2 separate regions of the Homo sapiens genome follow, and region 1 is linked to region 2. Evidence: chromatin contacts called from ENCODE Hi-C data. All regions are on one chromosome and are shown on one strand. The core of a region is the stretch at or near the end of the contact, and the rest is flanking DNA. Distances in the headings are between cores, read along the strand shown. Region 1 holds the start of SFT2D1 (SFT2 domain containing 1). Region 2 holds the start of TBXT (T-box transcription factor T).

Region 1 (6,219 bases), core at 1,333-3,832, 170 kb before region 2:
CTCCACATTCTCACCACCTGTTTCTTAGTTGGATTACCAATAAACACTGTGGGCTCCCAGAGCTCGGGGCCTTCACAGCCTCCGCAATAGCAATGGCCCCTGTTGTCCCACATTTCTCTCTCAAACTTTTTTCTCAATCTTTTGACTCTGCTGGACTTTGTCACTCCCACAACCTGGTGTTGGGTCTGATCACCCCAACAATTTTGTGCATGTCCTTGTGTTCAGGAGTCATTGGCTCTTGAAAAAACTATGTGGCCAGGAAGCAGGAAGAGCTAGGAAGTAAGGTTTTTTTGTTTGTTTTTTGAGACAGAGTCTCACTCTGTTGCCCAGGATGGAGTGCAAACGAGCGACCTCAGCTCACTGCAACCTCCACCTCCTGGGTTCAAGCGATTCTCCTGTCTCAGCTTCCCAAGTAGTTGGGACTACAGGCGCCCGCCACCATGCCCAACTAATTTTTGTATTTTTGGTAGAGACGGGGTTTCACCATATTGTCCAGGCTGGTCTCAAACTCCTGACCTTGTGACCCACCCGCCTTTGCCTCCCAAAGTGCTGGGATTACAGGAGTGAGCCACCGCGCTCGGCCTATACTTGAAAATCTTGAAAGCAGTTATGTCAGATATGTGAACCAGAGAAGCCCATCTTGAATAGCGGCTGGGTAAAATGAGGTTGAGACCCACTGAGCTGCATTCCCAGACAGTTAAGTCATTCTAAGACACAGGATAAGATAGAAGGTCAGCACAAGATACAGATCATAAAGACCTTGCTGATGAAACAGACTGCAGTAAAGAAACCGGCCAAATCCCACCAAAACCAAGGTAACAAGAGAGACCTCTGGTCGTTCTCATTGCTACACTCCCACTAGCGCCATGGCAGTTTACAAATGCCATGGCAATATCACGAAGTTAGCCTATATGGTCTAAAAAGGGGAGGCATGAATCCACCCCTTGTTTAGCATATCATCAAGAAATAACCATAAAAATGGGCAACCAGCAGCCCTGGTAATAGACAGCCCTGCTCTGCCTATGGAGTAGCTATTCTTTTGTCCTTCTACTTTTTTTTTTTTTTTTTGAGACGGAGTCTCGCTCTGTCGCCCAGGCTGGAGTGCAGGGGCGCGATCTCGGCTCACTGCAAGCTCCGCCTCCCGGGTTCAAGCAATTCTCTGCCTCAGACTACCGATGTTCCTCTACTTTTTAAATAAACTTGTTTTCACTTGCCCTGAATTCTTTTTGCGCAAGATCCAAGAACCCTCTTTTGGGGTATGGATCCGGACCCCTTTCCCGTAACACTTACGGACATACTCTCTTATTCAACAGAAACATAGTTTTATTCTATAGATTTTACAATCTATTTTCTGACCTTTTAAAGTTAAGGACATAAGGATAAGACTTCTCATATTAGTATGAACAGGCCACATAGAAATATCTTCTGCCTAAAGGAAAAGGATGCTGAGCATTGGACCGTTTCATCACAAGAAGGCGCGACTTGCTTTCCTAGGGTTCCTGTGGTATTTGTTTTTATCTAATTGAGTTTAGATAAAATCTCTACTGAGGCAGTAGGATGGACAATGAAACTTTTTGAGGATCCACCTTTTAACTGAAAGATTTTAGGGAGGAAATGGAGTGGGCAAAGTAATCAAAAGAACAGGCATTCTCATTACCATCTTACCAAGCCTAGAAGCAAACAGAAGAGCAAAACCTATCACTTAATGACTTCTGGAGACCATATTAGACAGGCAGCCCTGATTTTTAATCTCCTTTCTTAGCATGGTGGAAAATGAGAGAGAGAAAAATGCCACTTCCCCATTTCTTAGTGTTTGTTCATCCAGCACGAGCCGGAGAACAGTAAACGCTTGTTCAATGGTTTCACTGTTCACACAAAACTGGAAAAATGGGTTGCATTAGCTATTCCTTTTATAAATAAGATTTCACTCTTTCAAACTCCTAGCTGACCAGTGAACTGAGTAAAGAAATAGCTCTCACAAGGGCAAAGGAGTGAGGCAGCCTCTTGCTATTTCTCCTGAGACGGTCTGAAATACAGCTCCTCGCTTTAATCCTGAGGCAGGTGTTTGTGTCTCCGGATGAGGACACCCAGCTGGGAAGGCTAGCGACGCCCCCAGGGCCACCTCATGGGTGGCAGGGCGCTCTTCGGAGCACGGCCACCTGCCCGCAGGAGCCCTCCGCTCTCCGATTCCAGGCGAGGGGAGGCGCATTCGGGGCCTCGACTTCTGGGAACCCGGGGTGCCGCGGACCCGCCCAGCAAGGCCCCTCGCGGGGCCCGGAGGACGCCAAGTGCAGGGTTCAGTGGTCGTGCCCCAGTCGGGTCTACACTCAATGGCTGTGCGCCAGCTGTGGGCAGGGGGTCCACACCCGCGCTGTGTCCCCGCGCGTTACCACGGCGCACCTCGCGGACAGTGGGAAGGGATAGCCCCACCATCAGCGCCCACTCCGCGGACTTCACGGACCACTACCGGGTCCGAGAGAAAGGCTGGTGAGCATGCGCGCATTGCTACGGCGGCCGCGCTGACGCACAGGAAGCGGGCGGGACCGGACTTCCGGCTGGTCTGTGGGGTTTCGGGTTCGGGGTTTCCTGGTGGGCGTCAGGGGCAGGCAACAGAGTGGCGGCCGCTACGGCCCTGTAACAGGGCCATGGAGAAGCTGCGGCGAGTCCTGAGCGGCCAGGACGACGAGGAGCAGGGCCTGACTGCGCAGGTAGCGAACTTGCGCCCTCGTCCAGTCCCGGGGCTGCCCGCTGGCCCCGGCCGCACTGAGGACCGGCCGAGCGGGTGGGGTGGGTGCGAGGCCGGGGGTCTGGGACTCCTCTGCCCGGCTGGTTGATTTAGGAGGGCTCCGCCTGCTTCCTGGGTAGAATTTGAGAACTTTCCAGTTTTCCATGCGGTCTACTTAAACCCACTTTGAGGCCCCCCCCCGACTCTCCCATCTGGCCTTCTGACTTAGGAATCCGCTAACGTCTGCCCTCGCTTTCCCAAATAATCCATCGCTCCCACGTACTATTTGGTTTTCTGAGCCTGGTGCGGGGTCTGGCCTCGGGCTGTGCAGCGTAAGTAGCTATGCAGGGCATTTATCCTGCAAGCTGCAGTGAGCCGAGACCCTAAAGCTTGTTGCATCTGTTTGTCTTTGGAGGTAAAGGTGGTGTTATGTGTGTGTTTGCTGGGGGGTGGTCTTTTGGAAATAGGGAGACTGGAGGAAAAATAAACAGGACATTGGTAAGTGAAATAATATTGAATTAAAATTTTTCTGTTAAGGCAGTGAGCCCTGGTAAGAGATTTTTTTTTTTTTCTTAATAAAAGCCCTTGTGTCTGCGCCTTACCAGCGAGACTTGATAAGGGTTACTTCCTCCAGCAAGAAGGTTAAAAGTAGCAGTGGAGCAGGAACTGCGGTGTAAGTTTTTTTGTTATTGCATGCGATTATATTGCACGTTATTGTGTGCTGTCGCAGAAGTTGGACGTTTAAAATTGAATTGTATTTCATAAGGATCTTCTATTTGTCTCTCCTGACTTCCTTGTCATTATACTTACTCAGCACTTGGTGTGGGTAGAGTTCTGGGCTACAGTTTTGGGTTCAGAGAGTGTAAGACAAGTATCTGTTCTCATTGCACTCTGTAACTCTGTATATTACCACAGCCACATGTGGCCAATGAATTTTTTTTTTTTTTTTTTTTAGATGGAGTCTTGCTTTGTCGCTCAGGCCTGGAGTGCAGTGGCGTGATCTCGACTCGCTGCAACCTCTGCCTCCCGGGTTCAAGCAATTCTCCTGCCTCAGCCTCCTGAGTAGCTGGGATTACAGGCACCTGCCACCATGCCCTGCTAATTATTTTGTGTTTTTAGTAGAGATGGGGGTTTCACCATGTTGGTCAGGCTGGTCTCGAACTCCTGACCTCAAGTGATCCGCCCACCTTGACCTCCCAAAGTGCTTGGATGACAGGCTTGAGCCACTGCGCCTGGAGCAATTAAATTTAAATTAATTAAAATTAAATAAAATTTAACATTCAGTTCCTTAGTCACAGCAACCACATTTCACATGTTCAGTAGGCACATGTGGTTAAAGGCTACTGTATTAAACAGCGCAGATACAGAACATTTGCATTGCAGAAAGTTCTATTGGACAGTGCTACTCTAAACTTTGGAGATGCAAAGGTAATATCACTTATCTTGAGCCCACTGTCTAGAGGGGAGAAAGATATGTGGAGAAGTAATCAATCAAAGATTAGAGTGACTGGCTGTATAGACAAGTGCTGTGAGTTCAGAGGAGGTGATCGTTCATTAACAAATATTCAAGTTCCTGCATATGTTTGACATTGTTCAAGATGCAGGTGTTAATAACAGTGACCAGTGCAAATACCTCTTTCACATGGAACTTAAATTTTAATTGGAGGAAACAGTGAATAAACAAGTATATAATGTGTCAGACAGCCACAGAAAAAGTCAGAGCAGGTTGAGGAGGTTGGGGTTGCCATATTACTTAGATAAGGCCTCCCTGCCAGGGAGTCATGTGAGCACAGCTCAGAAGAGCTGCTGGGATGTCTGAGCATCCTGTGAATAAAAGCCTCCAAGGCAGATACAGAGTCCCAAGTGGTGTGTGGTCAGCATGTTCAGGGCCAGTAAGGAGGCCAGAGGGGCTCTAGCAGCGGGGCAGAGAAGAGGGACAATTGTAGAAGAAAAGGTGAAGCAGGAAGGGGGATTCTCAATTGTGAGGGTTCTCATAGGCCATAGAAAGGATTTTAGCTTTACTCTGAGTGTGATAGGAAGCCTTTGGGTTTAGAGCAGAGTGGTGGTGTGACCGACTTGGATTTTAAAGGATCACTCTGGCAGCTCTGTGGAGAACAAACTGTAGAGGCAATGTTAGAAGCCCAGAGACTGGGCTGGAGACAAGTACAGTTGTCCTGGCAAGAGATGACTGTGGCTCAAATCAGTGATAGAAGTGGTTTAAAGAGCAAAAAAGCCTGTTTAAAAAACAAAAAAGTGGTCAGATTCTGTAAATGGTCTGAGTGTACAGCCAGCAGGCCACACTGTTGACGGATTGGATGTGTGAGAGTGGGAGGAGGCAAGGATGCCTCATGGCATTCGACCTGAGCATCTGGAGAGGTGGAGTTGCCATTAAGTGACTGTGGGAGGAGCAGGTTCAGGGAGGAAAATCATTTCAGTGTGGACGTGAAGTCTGAGATCCAGGTAGCATCCAAGTGGAGATGTGAGGAAAGCAGTTGGACGTAACACTGTAGAGTTTGTGGGAGGAAATAGGAGAGAGATGAGATCGTCAAGATGAGGTCCAAGGTTTGACCTCTGGTTTTCTCTAGGTGTGTAGAAGTTTAGAGGATGAGCAGAAGCCGGCAAAGACAGCTGAGAGGCGTGGCGAGAGAAGGAGGAGGAGAACCAAGAGAGAAGGATGCCCCAGAAAGTGAGGGAAGAGAGTGCTTTAGGAAGGGGATGGGACCCAGTACTGTTGATGGGTCTCAGAAGTTAAGAGCAGATTACCCGTGGAGGTTATCAGTTGTCACTTCCACGAGAGCAGTCTTGGTGGCTGGATGGGGTCAGAGGCCTGATTGAAGTCAGGGGAGAATAGAAAGAAGATGGAGATGGTATGGCCATCTCAGTGATTTTTCCTGTGGAGCAAAGAAGTGGGTGGTAGTTGAAGGATGCAGTGGGGTCGGGGAACATGTCATTTTCCCAAGGAAAATACTGGATGTTTCTGTGCATTGGGAATGGTCCAGGAAAGGGGAAAATTATGGTGCAGGCAAGAGGGAATTGTTGCTAGGGGGCTATTGAGGAGTGACTTGGAAAGCAGGTTTCTCTAGGGAGGAGGAAGGGGCAGGAAGTGGCAGTGAGGAGGGCAGACACCTAGCTCACTGCCTGTCCAAGTGGTACAGGATTCACAGGGGAGAGCCCTGGTCCTGGAGACTAAATTTCAAACCTAGCCGGAAGGTGAGAGGATCATCAGAGAAGAGGGTGAGGACATAGGGAGGTTTGCTGTTGGTTTTTGGAGATGGGTAGGAGATGAGATGGGATTAAAGGCGCACAGACCTGAATGGGGTGAGGGATGACCTGAGAGTGTTGCACGTCTTGTGCAGCAAGACGTAACCAGGATGGCGGGCACATTGGAATTGGGTCTTGACAGGGATGGTTCTAGGCCAGTTGAGGAGTTGGGCGAGGCAGTGAAGGTCATAGGGGAGCATCCTGACATCCAGGCTGCATCATCCTCCTATGCA
Region 2 (6,243 bases), core at 3,248-5,747:
CTGCTCTAGAAGGCCATGGAATAAGACGACAAGGGACGTGGAGGAAATAAGGATTACCAGAAAACTGAGCTACAACAGAGAAATAAAATCTGCATTGGAGGCAGTAAAAACCAAAAGTGACATGGAGGGAAATTGACAGAGTGGTGTGGAAAAAACATTTCACAAGCCATTTAATATATGCAGAAAGATCTAAGAGCTGAAACAACACAGGGGGAGGAGGCGGGAGACTAGGCAAGGATCCTCAGATTTGGAAGTACAGATAACCCCTGAAGTGGAAACAGTACTCACCATCATACCAATCAGAACTAAAGAGACTTGTTGAGTTGGAAAGGGCTTTCCCTGCATGCCAAGCAAAATCAGCAGATTCCCACTGAAACTATCGCCAAGAAACTTATCATCCACAAGGCATTGAAAAAATTAAGTATCTGGGCAGAAAAACTCAAGCTACCCTTCTCTACCGAGGAAGAGATCAAAATCCAGCAGCCCGATTTCTCCTCTGGAAACTTGAATTCCAAAGAGATAGGAGCTGAAGCACTAGAGTTTTAAGGAGAAAGGTTTGGGATTGTCACATTCCCAAACATTCAACTGGGCAGGTTGGTTTGTTGTTAATCTGTGAACTCCTGTCACTAAAACAACCACACACTGTCATGTGTGACGAAGCCCACTGACTCCAAAAAAATAGCTTGGATGGGATCAGGTTTTGAGACGCAGCCTGAGGCTGACGGTAGTCCCTGCGTCCACCCCACATGGCCACAGCTTCCCTGCAGATCAGGGAGCACATCACGAAGCCTTCTCCCTAGAGCAGCAGGGAGGGGCCGGCTGTGCACAGGGTGGGATCCTTGTCCTGAGAGGAAGACTTTAAAAAACCAAGTCTCTGTTCTTTCCCACAAAACCACAACCACCTCAAACAACCCAATGGGCTTTAAAAATTTTTCAATGGTAAAGAGTCTAAAGAATTACGTTACACACCTTTTAAAGCAATAACAAAAGCCATTGGGTTTCTTTTAATGGGAGAGACAAATAAACCAATTGGTGGCAGAATTATTGGCCATGAAACATGGCTGTCATCTCTAATGTAGAACTTGTGACTGTTTGCGATCAGTCCGCTTAGTCAGTGTGGGAGAAGGAGCTCATGAGAAGAACAAAATGAAAAAAAGACGAGGAACACCCCAAAATATGAACATTGCTTAGTGCTTGAGGTTAGCATTTATATACATAGAGAGAGATAAACATACAGCCAGCCCTCCATAGCCACAGGTTCCATATCCGTGGTTGGTTGAATTGATAGAAAACATTCCAAACTCCCTCTCCCCAATAATGAAAGAATAAAAATTATACAAATAAAAAGCAATACAGTATAACTACTATTTGCATAGTGTTACATTGTATTAGGTATTATAAGTAATCCAGAAGTGATTTATAGTTCATGGAGGAAGTCCATAGGTTATATGCAAATACCATGCCAAGGGACTAGGGCATCCCTGGATTCTGCCATCTTTGTAGGTCCTGGAACCAATCCCCCACAGATACTGTGGGTGACTGTTTTACATATATATGAAGACAGATACATATATAATATTTCTACAAGGAGTACATATATAATCAGAAAAGAAATTCATTTGTTTTTCTTGCAGAAAGAGAGGGACTAGAGTGTGGGGTAAGAGTCACGCGAGGCTGTCCTCCACCCCTCCTTGAGCCTGTTACAGCTTCATTGTTGCCTGCTTCTAAAGATAAATGGCTTTGCTTTTTCAGAAGGGATTGGGCCCAGGAAAACTGCCTCTCTGGGAGTCGAGTGGGGTGTGTGTGTGTGTTTTCTTATAAAATGTTTCAAGCATGTTTTCGGTGGGACAGTTGCATCCTGAGGCCCAGCCATAAGGCTTTGTCTTGTTTTTCTCTGAATGGCTGGGCTTGCCAAGGAGAGATAGACCCTGGGAGCGAAACAGCTGGCGGTGCCTCAGCCCCTCTTTCCTCCCAAGGAAGCGCATTGTTATTAACTGGGAATTCTTTATAGCCGGGCTGGAGGAAGTTTTGGCTGTAAACTGTCATGCACTGCAGCCTTCGCTGAAAAGGCGGAGGGAGTGGGCCTGGTCCTGGGAACCGAGGAACAAAGATCAGAAAATCAGCCACAGAAAGGGGAGGAAAAATAAACGTTAGAAAGTGAAGACAGGTGACACTACACAAGTGCTGGCCAAAGTCGGTGACTTCCAACCTCTACCTCCTCCGACTTGGGTGGTTCAATTCCTGGGTCGTACTCTTCAATGCTTCAGACATTCTCTCTGGAGAGTAGAAATTTTATTACGCGTGTTAGAAACGGAATATTCTTTCCTGCTGAAGTTGTATTCTTATTTGGCCGTGCCCCTCCTGTTCGGAACAGTTTTAGAGCGATCTGTTAAACCCTCCAGTCTTCTTTGGCGCTTCCCGACTGTGGGAAAAGCGGCCGCGACGCCGTCCGAGCGCAGGGGAGGGATCCAGCCTTCGGGACTCCTTTGCCCTGAAGCCGCAGGAGAGGTTTCGCTCCCGTGCCTAGGGTTCCGAGGCCCTCAATTGCCTGGGACCCACCCTCGTTCCTCCTTCACCTCCCCTCCACTTTTCCCTTTTATCTTATCCTCGGGAGGCCTTGGGCCAAAGCGATGACCTCTTAGACATTTTAATACCCGGAGTAAGGAGAGTAACACGCACCACGCTCTCCCCCAAAGCCCAGGACCCGATGAGCCAGTGAAGGCGTGTCAGGAGGGTCCGGCGTCAGGAGCAAATGAGGTCCTTTTGGTGCCTCTTTCTAGAAGGAAACTTCCCCACCTCGGGTCAGCCCCCTGGGAATATCCATGCATCCCAGACATCAAAAGACACTGAGAAATGCGGACAGGGACTAGACGCTCCGGCTTCCTGACTCGTCGGTGTAAGTTGGAGAAGGGAGAGAAGGAGCCCTGTCCCCCACGGGCGGCAGGCACCCTTCCCCGGGACTGGCTCCTGGCAGCCCTCCGCATACCGCGAGGCGGGTCGATCCCTCGAGTCCCGGGCGGGGATCCCTCCTTCGGCTTCCCCAGCAATTCCCGACCCCGGAGCGAGCCCGGCTGGGCGAGGGGCGAGGGGCAGGGGGCAGGGGGCAGGGGAGACTTAGCGCGGGGCGCAGATACCATGTCCGCGGGAAAGCCCCCTTGCTAGGGCGCAAGACTCCTCTGAACTCGCTGCCCCACCCGATGCGCAGGCTTTCTCTAGAGGGGTTGGGGCTGGGGTGCCCGCTCAGGAGACCGGGAAACAGAGGCTGCTACCCGAGGCAGGCCCTCGTCCAGCGAATGGGCGAGGTGTGCAGAAGCGCAAAGCCAGGCCTTGGAAGGGGGAGCTTCTGCCTCCTTCCCCCTTCCTGGGCTCCCGTTTTAGGAGGAATGTTACTGTTTAAAGAGACCCCACTGAACTATTTCCTGCTCATTGTCACCTCTCCTTCGCTCTCCTCGCGTAAGTTCTCACCGAAAGGTAATAAAACAACCGCTGCCGACACCGCTTGGCGCTGGGCCGGGCGGGGAAAGCGCCCCGAGTCCCACTAGTCCGGACCACCCCGCCAGCCCCGACCTTCTCCCACCTTCCGTGAAAGCAATGACACAGCAGAAACCACGCACACGCCTGGCACACTCGATGCGCGCGCTGACCTCGGCAACAAGTCCTGTTTTTATAAGAGAGCGAGGAGGACACTTCTCAGAAGGGGTTGTTTTGCTTTTGCTTATTTCCGTCCATTTCCCTCTCTGCGCGCGGACCTTCCTTTTCCAGATGGTGAGAGCCGCGGGGACACCCGACGCCGGGGCAGGCTGATCCACGATCCTGGGTGTGCGTAACGCCGCCTGGGGCTCCGTGGGCGAGGGACGTGTGGGGACAGGTGCACCGGAAACTGCCAGACTGGAGAGTTGAGGCATCGGAGGCGCGAGAACAGCACTACTACTGCGGCGAGACGAGCGCGGCGCATCCCAAAGCCCGGCCAAATGCGCTCGTCCCTGGGAGGGGAGGGAGGCGCGCCTGGAGCGGGGACAGGTGAGGCCGCGCGAACGTTCCAGCCTGGCGCGGCTGCGGGATCCGGGCGCGCTGGGAAAGCGAGGAGGACCCCGCGCGGGAATCAGGGAGCATCGCAGGCTGCCGGGCAGCCCCTCGCGGAAGTGCGGGCTGGGGCGGGCTGGGGCGGGCTGGGGCAGGCCGGGGCGTCCAGCTTACCTTCCTCCGGGGCTTGCCCCGCCGCTTTGATGGAGGTGCAAACATTTGGAGAAGGGCGGGGGTGTAGGGGCTGGGCCGGGGCTCGCAGGGCTGGGGCCCCGGATTTACATGAAACAGGCGTGCGGGAGCCCATTGTTGGCCCCCGGCCTCCCAGACCCGCCCGGCTGGGTCTGATATGGCCGCTCTCGGCCAATGGGAGGCTGCCCGGCACTTCAAAGCGTGCGCGGCCCAATCCGCCGAGCACCCCAGCGCTGCCGCCGCGGCTCTATTTATGGGGAGGGCACTGAATTTCGGTCCCCAGAGACCTACACTAGTAGAGCCTTGGGGAGTTCAAGTGGAATAACTTCTCCCCACCCCTCTGCCCCCGTCCCCTCCCCCCAAGTCTTGGTCCGCGCCCTCCTCCCGGGTCTGTGCCGGGACCCGGGACCCGGGAGCCGTCGCAGGTCTCGGTCCAAGGGGCCCCTTTTCTCGGAAGGGCGGCGGCCAAGAGCAGGGAAGGTGGATCTCAGGTAGCGAGTCTGGGCTTCGGGGACGGCGGGGAGGGGAGCCGGACGGGAGGATGAGCTCCCCTGGCACCGAGAGCGCGGGAAAGAGCCTGCAGTACCGAGTGGACCACCTGCTGAGCGCCGTGGAGAATGAGCTGCAGGCGGGCAGCGAGAAGGGCGACCCCACAGAGCGCGAACTGCGCGTGGGCCTGGAGGAGAGCGAGCTGTGGCTGCGCTTCAAGGAGCTCACCAATGAGATGATCGTGACCAAGAACGGCAGGTGGGTGCGCGTCCGGAGCCCGCGCGCGCCGCGCTCTCCAGCGCCTGGGCAGCCTGGGGGACCTGGCAAGTTCCCGGAGGTCGAACCCTTTTTCTCCTGGAGGAGGGCTTTGTGTTTGTTCCCGCTCTGGTTAACTCCCTCGAGTGCATTTCTACAAGCCCCTCTTCTGGGGCTTTCTCCGCGGAAGCTTGGGGAGGAGGAACGCGCACTTCGGTGTCCCGACCTCGGAGGCATCCCGGGACCCGCGAGGCGCGCCCTGGTCCCCGCCTGTCCCCGCGGGATGTGGCCTCCTGCACTGAAACCCTTCGCCAGGTCCTCTCCTCCCCTCCCTCCCGAGGCCGTGGAGATGGTGAGGAGGCCACCTGGACCTGGCAGGGCTCGGGGAAGGGGGAGCTTGGGAGTCACCCTCGGACGTTCCCCAGGGGGCTCCTCTGTGCCCCGAAATAACTGAGGCCTCTGTGCCCAGCTTCTGCCTCCGGCCTACCTGGTCAGTGTCGGGGTCCTCCTGCGCCCGCCCCGTGTTTTCCAGGAGGATGTTTCCGGTGCTGAAGGTGAACGTGTCTGGCCTGGACCCCAACGCCATGTACTCCTTCCTGCTGGACTTCGTGGCGGCGGACAACCACCGCTGGAAGTACGTGAACGGGGAATGGGTGCCGGGGGGCAAGCCGGAGCCGCAGGCGCCCAGCTGCGTCTACATCCACCCCGACTCGCCCAACTTCGGGGCCCACTGGATGAAGGCTCCCGTCTCCTTCAGCAAAGTCAAGCTCACCAACAAGCTCAACGGAGGGGGCCAGGTAGGTGTGAGGAGCCCGCCAGGTCTGGGACCAGCGAGGAGGGGGCCGCGCTGCGCCTTCTGCACGGGGGTTGTGGGAAGGGACGCTGCTTGAACGGGAGGCGACGTCTGCCCTGGAGAAACTGCCACAGCCTTCTCTAATAAGGCCTTTAGCGCTGTTTATACTAAGCTGATAACATCCACGCCTGGCGAACGGGGAGCGGGAGCACTCCCCTTTGAAGGACTGGAGCTTTTGGGGAACTTCCGTTGTCTAGCCCTAAACTCTCCTGGGGGTGGAAAAGATATCAGCCTTGATGGCAAAGTCGCATTTAAATTTAAACATGCGCCACAGTACTTACTGCGTGGAGTCGGAACAAACTTGTAAAGTCGTGCTTTTCTAAAGAACATTCTTTAGTCGGGGATTGTTCCTGGAAGACCCCAGGTTAGGCAAGTTGCAAACAAGCTCAGTCTTTTAAAAATGACCATAGCCTTCCTGAAAGCCTTAGTAC

The links. Hi-C counts contacts between places; a loop is a spot of excess contacts on that map. Pooled maps may share reads with other maps.
Region 1: a map with no recorded cell type shows a loop between it and region 2 (5-fold over the local background). The contact joins the promoter of SFT2D1 here to the promoter of TBXT in region 2. A Hi-C loop is called at or near these places in 2 of 37 single-sample maps with no recorded cell type and 2 of 50 pooled maps.

What each region holds. Positions count from the first base shown.
Region 1 is chr6:166,338,908-166,345,126 of GRCh38, reverse strand. It overlaps SFT2D1 (SFT2 domain containing 1), which reads left to right and starts at 2,582. Exons shown (of 8, transcript NM_145169.3): 1 at 2,582-2,708. The coding sequence starts at 2,646. LOC100289495 (a long non-coding RNA gene) reads right to left here and starts at 2,496. Exons shown (of 2, transcript NR_040022.1): 1 at 1,980-2,496. RefSeq lists an enhancer at 1,757-2,650 and a silencer at 2,712-2,871.
Region 2 is chr6:166,166,105-166,172,347 of GRCh38, reverse strand. It overlaps TBXT (T-box transcription factor T), which reads left to right and starts at 4,497. Exons shown (of 8, transcript NM_001366285.2): 1 at 4,497-4,962; 2 at 5,492-5,756. The coding sequence starts at 4,757. It overlaps LNCDAT (lncRNA divergent activator of TBXT), which reads right to left and starts at 4,251. Exons shown (of 2, transcript NR_166068.1): 1 at 4,198-4,251; 2 at 1,176-2,276. RefSeq lists an enhancer at 3,761-4,355.